Regions from separate parts of the Homo sapiens genome. Here all the other regions are linked to region 3. Evidence: chromatin contacts called from ENCODE Hi-C or POLR2A ChIA-PET data. All regions are on one chromosome and are shown on one strand. Each heading gives the region's core, a stretch centred on a gene start or an enhancer-like site at or near the end of the contact. The rest is flanking DNA. Distances are from core to core; before and after follow the strand shown. Region 1 overlaps SIL1 (SIL1 nucleotide exchange factor). Region 2 overlaps SIL1 (SIL1 nucleotide exchange factor). Region 3 has its middle 67 kb from the start of HSPA9.

Region 1 (3,986 bases), core at 964-3,463, 420 kb after region 3:
GAGGTAATTAAATCATGGGGGTGGGTCTTTCCTGTGCTGTTCCTGTGATGGTGAATAAGCCTCAGGAGATCTGATGGTTTTATAAAGGGCAGTTCCCCTGCACACGCTCTCTTTCCTGCTGCCATGTAAAGACATGACTTTGCTACTCATTCACCTTCCACCATGATTGTAAGGCCCCACCGGCCATGTGGAACTGTGAGTCCATTAAACCTCTTTCCTTTATAAATTACCCAGTCTCAGGTATGTCTTTATTAGCAGCATGGAAACTAATATATACAGCTTAGAATATTATATTACATATATTCTAAACCACATATACATATATGATTTAGAATAACATTCAGGCCCTCCATGTAATCATCAATCATTAATGTTTAAGGGACACTGAGTTCACTTTCTCTAATAATCTGTGCCAAAAGTAACAAAAGAGGACATCAACAGATGTACAATATATATACATACAGACATCTATATACATGCACACACCTATATTTCTTGCTATATTATTGTTGTGTGTATATATCCACACATCTATATTTCTATATCTATTTATCTGTATATATTTTTAAAACTACAAGTTTATACTGATAGTTCAGATTCCAATCTAATACACGGGCTCATTTGTCTTCTCACTTTACTTATTTATAACTTCTTTCTCTAACACTGAGAAACCTGCTCTTATTATCTACAATATATTTTTGTTCTAGTATACAAATAAACTAGTTTCAAAACTGTTAACCCATATCCCTGTGAGAAATACATTTACCAAACTAGATTACAGCATGTATGTACAGTTCTGTTTTTAGCTTTACAGTACCTGGTCAAAATATTGCTTCACAAAGTCACTTGGGTTAGTTCTTCCCTGTCCAATTCATTAAGGTTATGTTATTAATTAGTAATACTTGGTTCATTTGTTAGTATTTGTATTCCATTTTATGGCTCCTGCCCCTCCATATCCTGATTGGCTTAACTGTTTATTTGGTGAGCCTATGAAGAGTATGTGAACTATTACTGTGGTTCTAAGAGTCGGAGCTATAAAAAAGAACAGTGTTCTGTTCTCTTACATACTTTTTTTTTGTATAGTTACTGTTTTTTTAAGCCACCAGGATTTGAGGTGTTTATTGTGGCATTCATTCCAATGGTCCCGAAACAAGAAATTAAAAGTGCCCAATATAAATAACAGTTTTTTCTGAAATTATATAGTTGCTTTTTTGTGTTAAAATGTCCTTTTAAAAGATGAGATAATGATAGTAGATAGTGTGTTGTTTCCATGTTAAGGCCCTTAACTCAGCAAAATAAAAAGTTGGCCTTAGTCCTCCAATTTTTTTTTTTTTTTTAAGTTTTTCTGGTCCATAAAACACCATAGCCTAGAAACCACCTCTCCATTCTACCAATCTTCCCTAGGACATTTGAGAATTATTCCCATTGTACACTTTAAATAGGTGAATTGGATAGTATATAAATTATATCTCGATAAAGTGGTTGTAGAAATATATTCCTCCACCATCTCTTTTTAAATCCTTGAACAGCAATTAGTCTATCAGACACAGTTCAATGTGACAGTAAATATTTCTAGGGGCCAGGAAAGAGAACTAAGGCTCAGGGCCTAGACACAGACCCAGGAATGAAGTTCTTGGAACGTTAGGAAGGGGAAAATTAGCCTAGGAAGCCTGAGGCCATGAAGCACCAGGACAAGAGGAACCCTGGCAGAAGGACAGGTAAGAAATAGTGATCAGGAGGTAGGAGCCATGTCAAATGCCCACAGGAGGCAGGAGGCAAGAGAGTGAGGAGGTTCATCTGTAAGAAAACATGAATGGTGAGGGCTGTGAAAAATGCCCCTTCTAAAAGTATTCCACCTTAAATACAGAAAAGGCAAACAAAACATATGGCCAGTTTGTAACTGCTGAAATGATAGTTTTACCTATTAACAAATTATACCTGGCTCTGTCTTTGCCCCAACTCATCCCAGTGTCCAGTGCTTAGAAACTTGTCCCTCCTGGACTCCCAGTGACAGGGCCTGCTCAGGTGGTGCCCACAGTGAGGTTGCTGTGGAGCCTGGCTGCCCTGCTTCAACGAAGACAGGCCAACTGGAATGAATGCATGGTGCTCTTGGGTCTGCCTTGGCATTAAGAGCTTTGGTAGTTATGGGACTTCAGGAGGGGTGAAAAGGACAGGATGTCCTCCATAGGCTCCTGCCTGGAAACTTCCTGCTCCAGGGACTTCCAGTCATACGTGGACACAATGGCAGAAAGCCAGAGGCTGCCCCGGCTGGCCATGCCGCAAGCCCTGGGACTCTGCTCCTCACTTGGCTATCTTTGTTGGCTGGGTGACTCTAGCCAAATTCCTTTATGTTTCTGAATCTTCATGCCCTTATGTGTCAACTGAAAAGAATTTATCGTGTCTGTTTTCCCTAATGTGCTACATTGTTGTGAAGAACAAATGAAAAAAGAACTGTGTCAGTGCTCAGAAGAAATAAAAAGTACACCAGAAAAAGCAGTCCCAAAAACAACCCAAAAAGGTAAATGTCAACCCGGATGAAGCAAAGACAGCTTATTTGTCAAGTCCTACAGGTAGGTGTTAAGAGTAAAAACTCCCGGTTATGCTGAGTTTCTGAAGGGCAGGAACCAATTATTGGTGCCCACAGCTCAAGCTCAGCTCAAGGCACACAGTAGGCCTCCATAAAGGTCAGCTTGAATGCCAGCTCCCTCTTCCCCAGACCAAAAGGAATACAAAAATATAGAACAGGAAGCAATGCCACTCACCTCGCTGGGGCCTCCAAGCTCCTAATAGGGCTGGTCAGAGCTGAGGCTTTACAGGCCCAGTTGCCATGACTACTAAAGCCCTCTCCTCCTGCTTCTTTATTCAAAACCCCCGAACAAGTCTTGGCAAGATCCCTGCCTTACACAAATGAGCATCTATCCTGTCTCCAGGACTTGAACGGAACCAGTAACAAATAACGTGCACAAACCTCTCTAGGGTGCTGAACCCTGAAACAACACTTAATGTTATTGTGTTTTTAAGGGAACCAAAAATGGAGACCTTTTTTTTAAACAGCAAAATACATAATGAGCCATTCTGGATCATAGTCATATTTATGTATTTTTTAGAAGGACTAAACAATGACAAACTGAGAAAAATAGGAATATTCTCCAAATGTATTTTTACTCTGAATCACAGAGAATCTAGAATCTGGGCCGGGTCTTAGAAGAGTTACCCAGCATGGCTTCCAGGCAAGGGTAGAAATCCCCAAGCTGCATGAAAGCCGCTCAGAAAAAAAGACGCCAGTTTCCCCCAGGGAACAGCTACCCTGACAGCTCCCACCATACCCTTGCACCACTACCCCACTACCCTCCAAAATCTCATCCACAGCACCCTAACCCATGTCTCCTTTCCAGTCCTCAAGGAGGACAAACTACAGCTGGTGACCAACCATTCTACACAGAATTCACAAGAGTAACGCTTTCCACAGACAAGGACTATCAATGCTACTTAGATTTCCTGTGTTCTAGTGAGAGAGGTACCTTGAACCATCATCAGCACAAGGCTCAAAGTAACCACATTTAGGACATGGTGAGCCTCTTTCCATAAGTGGCTAGTCCACAAGCATCTCCTGAGGACTGGGCAAGAGTCTGCTCTTTTCCAGGCATTCCTTCTGCCACAGCTTACCATGTGCCCACAAAGGGCCACTGCTGTGTTGGGCACTGGGAAGTATACTGGGAAGTGAACAAGACCAATGCCTGCCATTGAGAAGTATGACATAAATGGGGAGAGAAGTAGCAACACTTAGATTTCCAAGTCCAGAGAACAGCTTTCAAGCAAGCAATGAGGAACTCCATATGAAGCACCTGGAGCTCAGCATATAAAACAGGCAGACAAGAAGCAGGGAGGCCACTTGGCAGGCTGTTATCATTGTCCTAATCAGACATAATAAACCCTGACCCAGAGGAATGGGTAGGAAATGAAGATTGAGACAGCAGTAAAGGATG
Region 2 (4,086 bases), core at 1,006-3,505, 510 kb after region 3:
GGGGTACAGCTCAGCCAACAGCAGTGTCCTAGGCTGGAACTTGCAAAGGGACTCTGGGTTCCAGTGGGTGAGCTTGTGATAGGGATACCAGTGGGACCCCAGGAAGTCTCTCCTGCCACAGTAGGCTCCATGGGGATGGCTTGCCAGCCAGCCTTCTCACCAAACCAGATTTGCTGTAAGGGGATGACATGCCAGCTACCTGCCCAGGTAAACATATCCTGGAAACAGTCTGTCTCACTAACTGCCTCCAGGCAGAGCACATTCAGCCAAGGATCAGTAAGCATTAGGAGTCTACATTTTGGGCAGCAGACGCTCTGAACCCAATCCCACCGGGTCATGAATAAGAAAACATCATTTTAAGAGCAACAAGGGTGTGAGAGAGGCCAAGTGGCCGTCCTTTGCCTCACTCTTACAACAAGGGCCCCAGTTCTTTCTAGTTTCCTTACAGAACTACCAACTCACCTCTCAGTAAGTCTTACTTTTTTGTCTCTATCACTCAGCCCCTTCCTACACCTTCTATTTTGCCTAAAGGGCTTGCCCTCCTGCAAAGTAGGAGGCAATTCTTTCCAATTATTCCATCCTGAGTCTCACTGCTCAGGGATCCCTCTTATGGCAGCTCTCCTTAAAACAGCCACTGCAGCCCCTGGTAATGCCAGCGGAAAACACTGGGTAGAAGAAGCTTGGTTAATATCACAGACTCTCACCCTGAAATGCAACCACTCCCGTTAACAACTAGGCACAAACCCTGGCTTCGGAGAAGCCAGGTGCTTGGGTTGTAGCTCACAAAAATGTGAAGAGCACCCAGGAAAAAAAAAAAGAAACTGTGCTGCCCAGGCACATTGTTCACTTACTACCTGTGGTTACACACCCACGCCAAAGCCATTTCAACCCCAGGTGAGCAGTTAACAGTCACGCCAATCTGGAAAAATATATTTTTGCAAAAACATTTTTCATTCTCCCATACAGGACAGCTACCAAAAGAGCAAATATTTGTGCTCTACGAAAAGATGAATAAACCCATACTGCCTACTAGGGACCATACAACAAGTTGCCACCCCAAACACATCCAAACAGAAGATTATTCATCCTTCCACACATATTTGTTTGAGACCTGCTGCAATCCAGACATGTGCCAGGTGCTGCAGATACAAATAGGGGTCCTGTCCTCCAGGAGCTTCCACACAGGCAATGGAGATAGATTGGCAATACACACTCTTAAGGAGAACAGATACCAGATGGGAAAATCGGCAATTACAGCAAACACTGAGTTGAAAAGAGCCCTGACAGAGATGACTCTGAGGCAGAAGACAACAGACGTCTCATTCAGGAGATGGGGTCAGGGAGGACTTCCTAGAAGAGGTGAGCTTTGATGATTAAAAGAGGAAAAGGAATTACAGAAACAAAGACAATAAGAAAGGCATCCTAGGCAGGACAAGAGTGGTTTTTTAAAGGCCTGGAGGCATGAAACTAGGAACATGCATTAATTTCAACAATATATGCTGGAGCAAAGGGCTTATGGAGAGTAGCATGATGATATACAAGACCTCCTTGCCAGACAGGTTAGATAGAGTTCAAACACATAGCTCACTGCACTGTCTTAGCAAATCTCTCCTTTTTAGAACTTCCCCATGGTGAATGAGAGATAAGAGAAGGGAGAAGGAAGCCTGCTATAAGCCTGCAACTTGCATAACACAGTCACCACAGTTTGTGACCTCTGATTATGAATTCATTCCTGGCAGCTCAGTGGTTTGTTAGCTCTTGCAAACTCTCAACTTCTACTTCACTTAATAGAAGGAGCCAGTAAACAGAATTTGATTTGGACTGTATTATCTACCCATAGTGGCCTAAACCCCAGCGGATAACTTCAACAGAAAAGCAGCCTGAGATTTTAGGTAGTCTTCCTGCCATCTCTTCTGGGTGATATGCCTGCTGTACTCTCCTCTTGTATGTTCCACACTTAAGAAGTCCAAAGCTCAGCTCCTGCTCTTCCCTCCACACGTCTCATCCTCCTCCAGGACTGCCTAGTTCTACTGCACACGCTGGAAACCCAAGAGCTCTCAATCCCTCCTCTCCCTTCCCTGTCTTCTATCCCCTACTCAGCCATCATCAACTATTGTCAATTTTATCTACTAAATATGTCCCTCCCCCTATGCTCCTGTTCTCATGCCCAAATTATTATAGCCACTCCCCACTTCTCAGGTAGGAGCAACCGTCGCAAGCTGTCAATCAAGCCAGACCCAAGCAGAGCAGCAAAATGAGGAAGCCAAAGGCACATGGCTTTGACGAATCTCTCATTTGCTCAACTCAGGGTTTCTGGAATACCCAATATCCAGTCTCCTGAACCCCTCCTAAAGGCTCTCAATAAAAGCCACTTTCTTCTTCGGTTGAAGAGAGGCACTCAGGGAGCCTATTCAATAGCAGTAACAAGCTAGAACGTGGGCTGCGGGGAAGGTCTGGTGCTGGCGTGAGTCCTCCGGAAATGTCAACACTTTGGGAGCCTAGCCCAAAGCCAAGCCTTCAATTATGGGAATTATATCCCAGGCAAGGCAAGCTTGGCTCCCCACAGCCCCACCACTCACAGTGCACGGAGACATACCTACACAGCCCCTGAGTTGAAGAGGCTTCATCCCTACTCCCTCTGCCACCCTCCCTTGGCATAAGGAAAACCATTTGGTGAAAGCAGGTAGAAGGCAGCAATTTTCAGGAGGAGGATGCTGGTATTGATAATACCTTGAACATTTTCCAAAATAAAGGACAAAATAGGTATTGAAGAAGAAGGAGAGATCTGACTATGCCTCCCAGCCTCAACTCAATGGAAACCTTCCCTTTACCCCATTCCCAACCATTGGCCCCCACACCAGCCTAGAAAGAAAAAATATATGTTGAATGAATGAAGAAATGAACAAATAGACTGAGGACAGAGGAAGGGGGCAACAGGAGAAAAAGAAGACCCTGCTCAAAACTCTCCTTTTCATTCATTCAGATATCTCCAAGCACCTACCGTGTACTAGTGCAAGGTGCTGGGAACACACAGGCATGCATCAACTGTGAAAGAGAAGAACGACTGGGGAGAAAAACACACTATCTGTCTGGAATGCTGTCTTTCCAAATGCTACTTTAACAACACCTCCTGTTTTTCTGACATTAAAGCCATGCCAAACAGCATACATGCAAACAAAAACTTCACATTTTATTGTATCCAGTACTGTGGGGCCTTGTGGTTTCTTTTCTAAGGAAAAACTCATCATTCATCTCCTTGATTAAAAATTTATCTAATTTGGCTTTCATTAGGTAGGTACAAGGGGAAAACACAGATTCACAGGGAGAACTTGCCCAGCAACAGGACTGTGATGAGCTCCCGCAACTGCACAGTTGGGTCCCAACCCACCACCAAGGAAAGAAAATTAAAAAGCTCACAATGTGGAGTATAAGCTCTAGCCAAAAGGAATTATCTTCCCACAAGCATTTCTGTCGGATATTTGGTTAATGGAAAAAAAAACTTTCAAAAGAGAAGGAAAGGAAACCCCAAGGATATTTAACATGTAACTTAGAATTTCTATATTTTTCAAATTCCCTTGCAGGGAGAAAAGGCAAAGAAGTCTTTATTTCTCAATCCTACTTTCCAAAACTTTTCCAATTGATACAACATTGTCATAAAAAATTTCAATTTGTAGAGAGCATGGAGCAGAAGAAGGTGCAGTGGCTGAGGAATTTTAAGCTGCTGCAAAGAGGCTCTGAGGTGAGAGCAGGCAGAGCTGCAGCAGAGGTGGGAGCAGCAGCCCTGAACACCGCAGGCTCGGCAATGGTGCCTTGGGCCGTGCGTCTAAGATCAAACACCAGGGACTCAGGCCTGCGGCAGGCCACGCTCTCCACACAATTCTTCAGGTTCCTATGCTCAGACAGTGATTTGGAGTAAATGGTCAGGCTTTAATGCAACGTCAAAGTATCCTGGGGTAAAAGATCAGCAAATTACAAGTATACATCTTGATTAAATGTTTATTTAGAATGTAGAGGGATTGGCCAGGCACAGTGGCTCACACCTGTAATCCCAGCACTTTAGGAGGCCGAGGCAGGTGGACTGCCTGA
Region 3 (4,321 bases), core at 473-2,972:
TCCCCAGCTTCATCCTTGTGATTTAAAGAAATTATTTGGACATAGAAGTTAATGGAAGTAGGTTGCTAGTGTGTGGGCGAATCCATCACTGTCTCCCAGCATTCCAAGAGTGGATCTGTCTTTCAGGGTGAGATATCCTAGAGCGACTTTCCAAGGTCTGAGAAATAGAGTCTACCTTGGGAGGACAGGGCCGGGGGCATTGTGGACAGGGATTTTAGAAAGCTGGGGTGACTGCACGCTACTTCTAGGGCCTGGCTGGAGGACTTTCTTTACTTATGGGGGAAGGGAGGGAGACGGTATTGGCACGGATGGGGATGCTGCTTCTCTACCTCCGTCCCCAGCTGTCTTCTGCCCCAGGAAGTGGATAGGAAATAGACGGACACATCCCCGCAGTCCACTGCTCAGGATGAGGAGGGCTGATTTTGCAGCTGTCAGTGGCAGTGATGAAAGAGGTGGAGGTGAGGGGAGGAGGGGGTGCTGTTTGATGGAGCAGTGCTGTCGGGGGAAGAGGACTAGCTCCCCTTCCTTCCATTCCCCCATTCTCTCAGCTCAGCACTTCCTGGAGGTAGCATTCTGGGAGGGAGCTGCTTTGAAAGCACAAAGAACTAGTGCTGGAAGGCTGAGGGGTGGGGAGGTGTGAGGAGGAGAAGATAAGTATTCAGGAGGGGGCAGACTGCCCCTCAAGCCCCACACACAGCCAGGCCTTCTCCACAGCCTAAGTATGTGATGTGTGTGTGTATGTGTGTGTGTCCACGCCTACATGTAGTGCGAGCATGGACTTGCAGCTATGAAGTGTTGACAGGGAGAGTGACTAGGGACAATGCAGAAGCTGTTCTCCACCGGGCAGATGGCTCCTCTCAGGTACTTGCTCGGGTCTTCCTCTCTCCACTCCTTCAGTTCTCTCTCCACTCCTTCTCCTTGTTTTGTCTTTCTCCTCCTCAGTTTCTCAGCATCCCCTTTGCTTTCCCCCTCCCTCTCTTCTAGCTGTCATTCAGATGCAGCAAGATGGATTTAAATCAGACTGAAGATCCAATGTGGACTCTATATGGCAAATAAATAAATTAATTAATTTAAAAAAATCAGACTAACGAATAAACTGGGAAAGGGCAGCTGCAGATGGTCCAGGAGAGAGAATCCTGTAGGTTATGGAATGTTAGAACTAAACACCAGAGGAGTCTGCGGGTCTCTTCTGCACCTGTACACAGGAAGCTGGAGGTCCTTTGGGAAACATGTCTCATTGGCTCTGGGGGCAGTTGCTGGGGAGAAGCAGCATCTCCCCTCTTGTGCTTCCCATGGCTGGCTGATCCCCCGACAACACACTCATAGCCCTGAGATAATTGACTGTCTCAGCCCTTTCTTTCTTAGGCTCAGAGGAAGAGCCTGGTCTTTCTACACAGACCATGACTTTTCTCATGAAGCTGGGGACATCTGCAGGCTGGATGGCCTCCAGAGCTCTAGGCATGTGCCCAGAGGCCAGGCTGCCAGGCCCAGGTATGACAGCCTAGGCGTCCTCTCAGGTCGACTGCGCTTTAGACATTCTCCTCCTTGGTCCCTGATCCCCCTTGAGGAAGTCCAGCTCTGATTCAGGCTGTGGCAGTATCGGGGGGCAGCCTAAAGTGAGGACCCTTCTGGTAGGGCCTGCTCCTGCAGCGGCTGTCTTTGGGCATTGTGATTAGAATCTACTTTAATCATTCTTTCTCCCCGCCCCCCACACTGGTTTCAGCCAAACCAGACAGAAGGGGGCGCTCCTGAGTCATCCGAGAAGAGGATTCTGGGCTGATGCCTTAGCCCTGGCTCAGGGAACATCGGAAATTTTGTCTGTTCATCCATCAATCTGAAGGTGACTGGTGCGGTCACCTCGTTCTCTTTCTTCCTTTGCTTTCTTTCTTAAGAGATAGCGTCGGCCTTTCTTAAGAGATAGGGGGTGGTGGCTCACGCCTGTAATCTCAGCACTTTGGGAGGCCAAGGCGGGTGGATCACTGGAGGTCAGGATTTCCAGACCAGCCTGGCCAACGTGGCGAAACCCCGTCTCTACTAAAAGTACAAAATTAGCCAGGCATGATGGCAGGCACCTATAATCCCAGCTACTTGGGATGCTGAGGCTGGATAATCGCTTGAACCTGGCGGGCGGAGGGTGCAGTGAGCTGAGATCACGCCACTTCACTCCAGCCTGGGCGAAAGAGTGAAACTCCATCCCCCCACACCATAAAAAAAAAAGGGATAGTGTCTCACTATGTCATCCAAGCTTGCAGTGGCACGATTATGGCTCACTGCAGCCTCAAACTCCTGGGCTCAAGCCATCCTCTCACCTTAGCCTCCCTAATAACTAGGATTACAAATACGCACCATTACACCTGGTTAATTTTTACATTTTTATTTGTAGAGGTGGGGTCTATGTTGCTTAAGTGGTCTCGAGCTCCTGGTCTTGAGCAATCCTCCTGCCTCAGCCTCCCAAAGTGCTGGGATTACAGGCGTAAGTCACGGCACCCAGCCCCACTCACCTGCAGACTGACAGATGGACAATTTTTTTCTAGCAGGACCAGACAGAGACTTGGAGGAAACACTTTTATGACTTGTCCAGAGACTCCCTGGGCTGGAAGGAATCTGGCCTCTGCCTCTGGGAGATCAGCAAGTGGGGCAAGTCTTTGTCTGGGGCCACGGCCAAGGCTGGCTGGGTCCTAGGCTGGGGACAGTGTAACCCCTGACCATTTGCCAGCCCCCAGTAGCTCACCCTGGTCTGACTGTCTTGGCAGAGCTGAATGTCCCAATTTTCTTCAGAACTTTTTCCCAGGTTAATCTGTGTTGCTATTGCCCATGACCTGCTCACCACCTTCTTCATCATGAAAAAAAAAATGGCTTTCTCTCTTTCTCCCAGATCTCACAGTCCTCTGTGACTCTTCCTGGCCCCATCAGATGGGGATGGGCTGAGCCTAGAGTACTGAGCTGGTCGGCAGGGTGCAGCACATTCCTTACCTGGAGCTGACACTGTTAGGACTTTCTTCCCAGTTGTCTTCTTCGGGCTTCCTCCTCCCCACCCTGTCACCCCAAAGCCTCCCACACTTGGGAGTTTCTCCTTCCAGTAACAGGGCCTGCATGAGCACTGGCTTAGGGGGATGGGGTGGGGGGTACGATGCCTGTATCAGGTTACACAGCCCCAAAAGAAAAGGCTGGCTTTTTGGCTTCTAGCACCTCCAAATTCTCTCTGTCCAAAGGATGAGGAGCAGTCCTGGGTGTGGTGGCTGGTGTGGAGGATGGGACCTCTGGGCTGCCAACAAAGGCATTGCCAGCAGAGCTGAGGGCACAGGCCAAGTCTGGAGTCTGTGGACTTGTACTTGGGACATGCCCAAGTCATCCCTATGTCTACACCCTTCCATCTGACCAAGTCATCTGTTCCCCCAGAGCAAACTTGCCAACCCAAGACCACATGTGGCCCAGGACAGCTTTGAATGCAGCCCGATGCAAATTCATAAATTTTCTTAAAACATGATTTTTTTGCGATTTTTTTTTTTCTCACAGCTATCAGTGTTAGTGGGTTTTTTTGTTTTTTGGGGCGGGGTGGGGATGAAGTCTTGTTCTATTGCTCAGGCTAGAGTGCAGTGGCATGATCTTGGCTCACTGCAACCTCCCCGCCTCCCAGTTCAAGTGATCCTCGTCTCTCAACCTCCCGAGTAGCTGGGATTACAGGCTCGTGCCACCATGTCGGCTAATTTTTGTATTTTTGTAGAGACAGGGTTTCGCCATGTTGGCCAGGCTGGCCTTGAACATCTGACCTCAGGTGATCCACCTGCCTCAGCCTCCCAAAATGTTGGGATTACAGGCATGAGCCACTGCTCCTGGCCCATGTTAGTGTATTTTATGTGTGGCCCAACACAGTTCTTCTTCCAATGTAGCCCAGGGAAACCAAAAGATTAGACACCCCTGCCCTAGAGCCTGGCTCTGTAGAAACTCTCAGGACTTCAGGGGTCTACCTCATCCCACAGGGCCACAGGGTTGCCTTGGGGGTGGTGTGGGGTTGCCCTACCCTTTTAAAATGCCCTAAGGGTCCTGACAGCTACGGGTGGATACCCAGCCTCAGCTCCAGCCCAGCCCTACTGAGGCATTAACTCTGGAGCTCTCTAGGGCAGTAGGGGGTAGGGAAGAGGCCTTCTCTGATTGAAAATCTGAAGAGAAGAAAATTGCGTGGGCCTGTAGCCTTTTCTTTGCGTCTCTCAGCTCTTTCACCAAGGACGTTTTCCCTGAGGTTTCCTCTAAATTCTCCCAGCTGCAGATCACGGCACACACTGCAGACCCCTGAGACACCCACCTGTGAAACCAGTGTGGG

What was found. Hi-C counts contacts between places; a loop is a spot of excess contacts on that map. ChIA-PET counts read pairs that join two places held with the same protein, here RNA polymerase II (POLR2A). Pooled maps may share reads with other maps.
Region 1: a map with no recorded cell type shows a loop between it and region 3 (1.9-fold over the local background). The contact joins two enhancer-like sites. A Hi-C loop is called at or near these places in 1 of 37 single-sample maps with no recorded cell type and 2 of 50 pooled maps. POLR2A ChIA-PET finds 5 or more read pairs at or near these places in 1 of 52 experiments (GM10248).
Region 2: a map of IMR-90 shows a loop between it and region 3 (2.3-fold over the local background). The contact joins two enhancer-like sites. A Hi-C loop is called at or near these places in 1 of 168 maps with a recorded cell type or tissue (IMR-90) and 4 of 50 pooled maps. POLR2A ChIA-PET finds 5 or more read pairs at or near these places in 1 of 52 experiments (A673).

The regions. Positions count from the first base shown.
Region 1 is chr5:139,059,203-139,063,188 of GRCh38, forward strand. The region is part of intron 3 of SIL1 (SIL1 nucleotide exchange factor); the gene reads right to left. Among named protein-coding and RNA genes, the nearest start is that of SIL1, 140 kb to the right of the region's middle. Within about 2 kb of position 2,214, at least 10 of the 41 ENCODE cell types and tissues checked have a DNase peak (open chromatin) inside an H3K27ac peak, as active enhancers do.
Region 2 is chr5:139,148,321-139,152,406 of GRCh38, forward strand. The region is part of intron 1 of SIL1 (SIL1 nucleotide exchange factor); the gene reads right to left. Among named protein-coding and RNA genes, the nearest start is that of SIL1, 48 kb to the right of the region's middle. Within about 2 kb of position 2,256, at least 4 of the 41 ENCODE cell types and tissues checked have a DNase peak (open chromatin) inside an H3K27ac peak, as active enhancers do.
Region 3 is chr5:138,640,274-138,644,594 of GRCh38, forward strand. No RefSeq gene overlaps it. Among named protein-coding and RNA genes, the nearest start is that of HSPA9, 67 kb to the left of the region's middle. RefSeq lists enhancers at 975-1,528, 1,529-2,082, 1,652-1,731, 1,742-1,821. Within about 2 kb of position 1,723, at least 3 of the 41 ENCODE cell types and tissues checked have a DNase peak (open chromatin) inside an H3K27ac peak, as active enhancers do.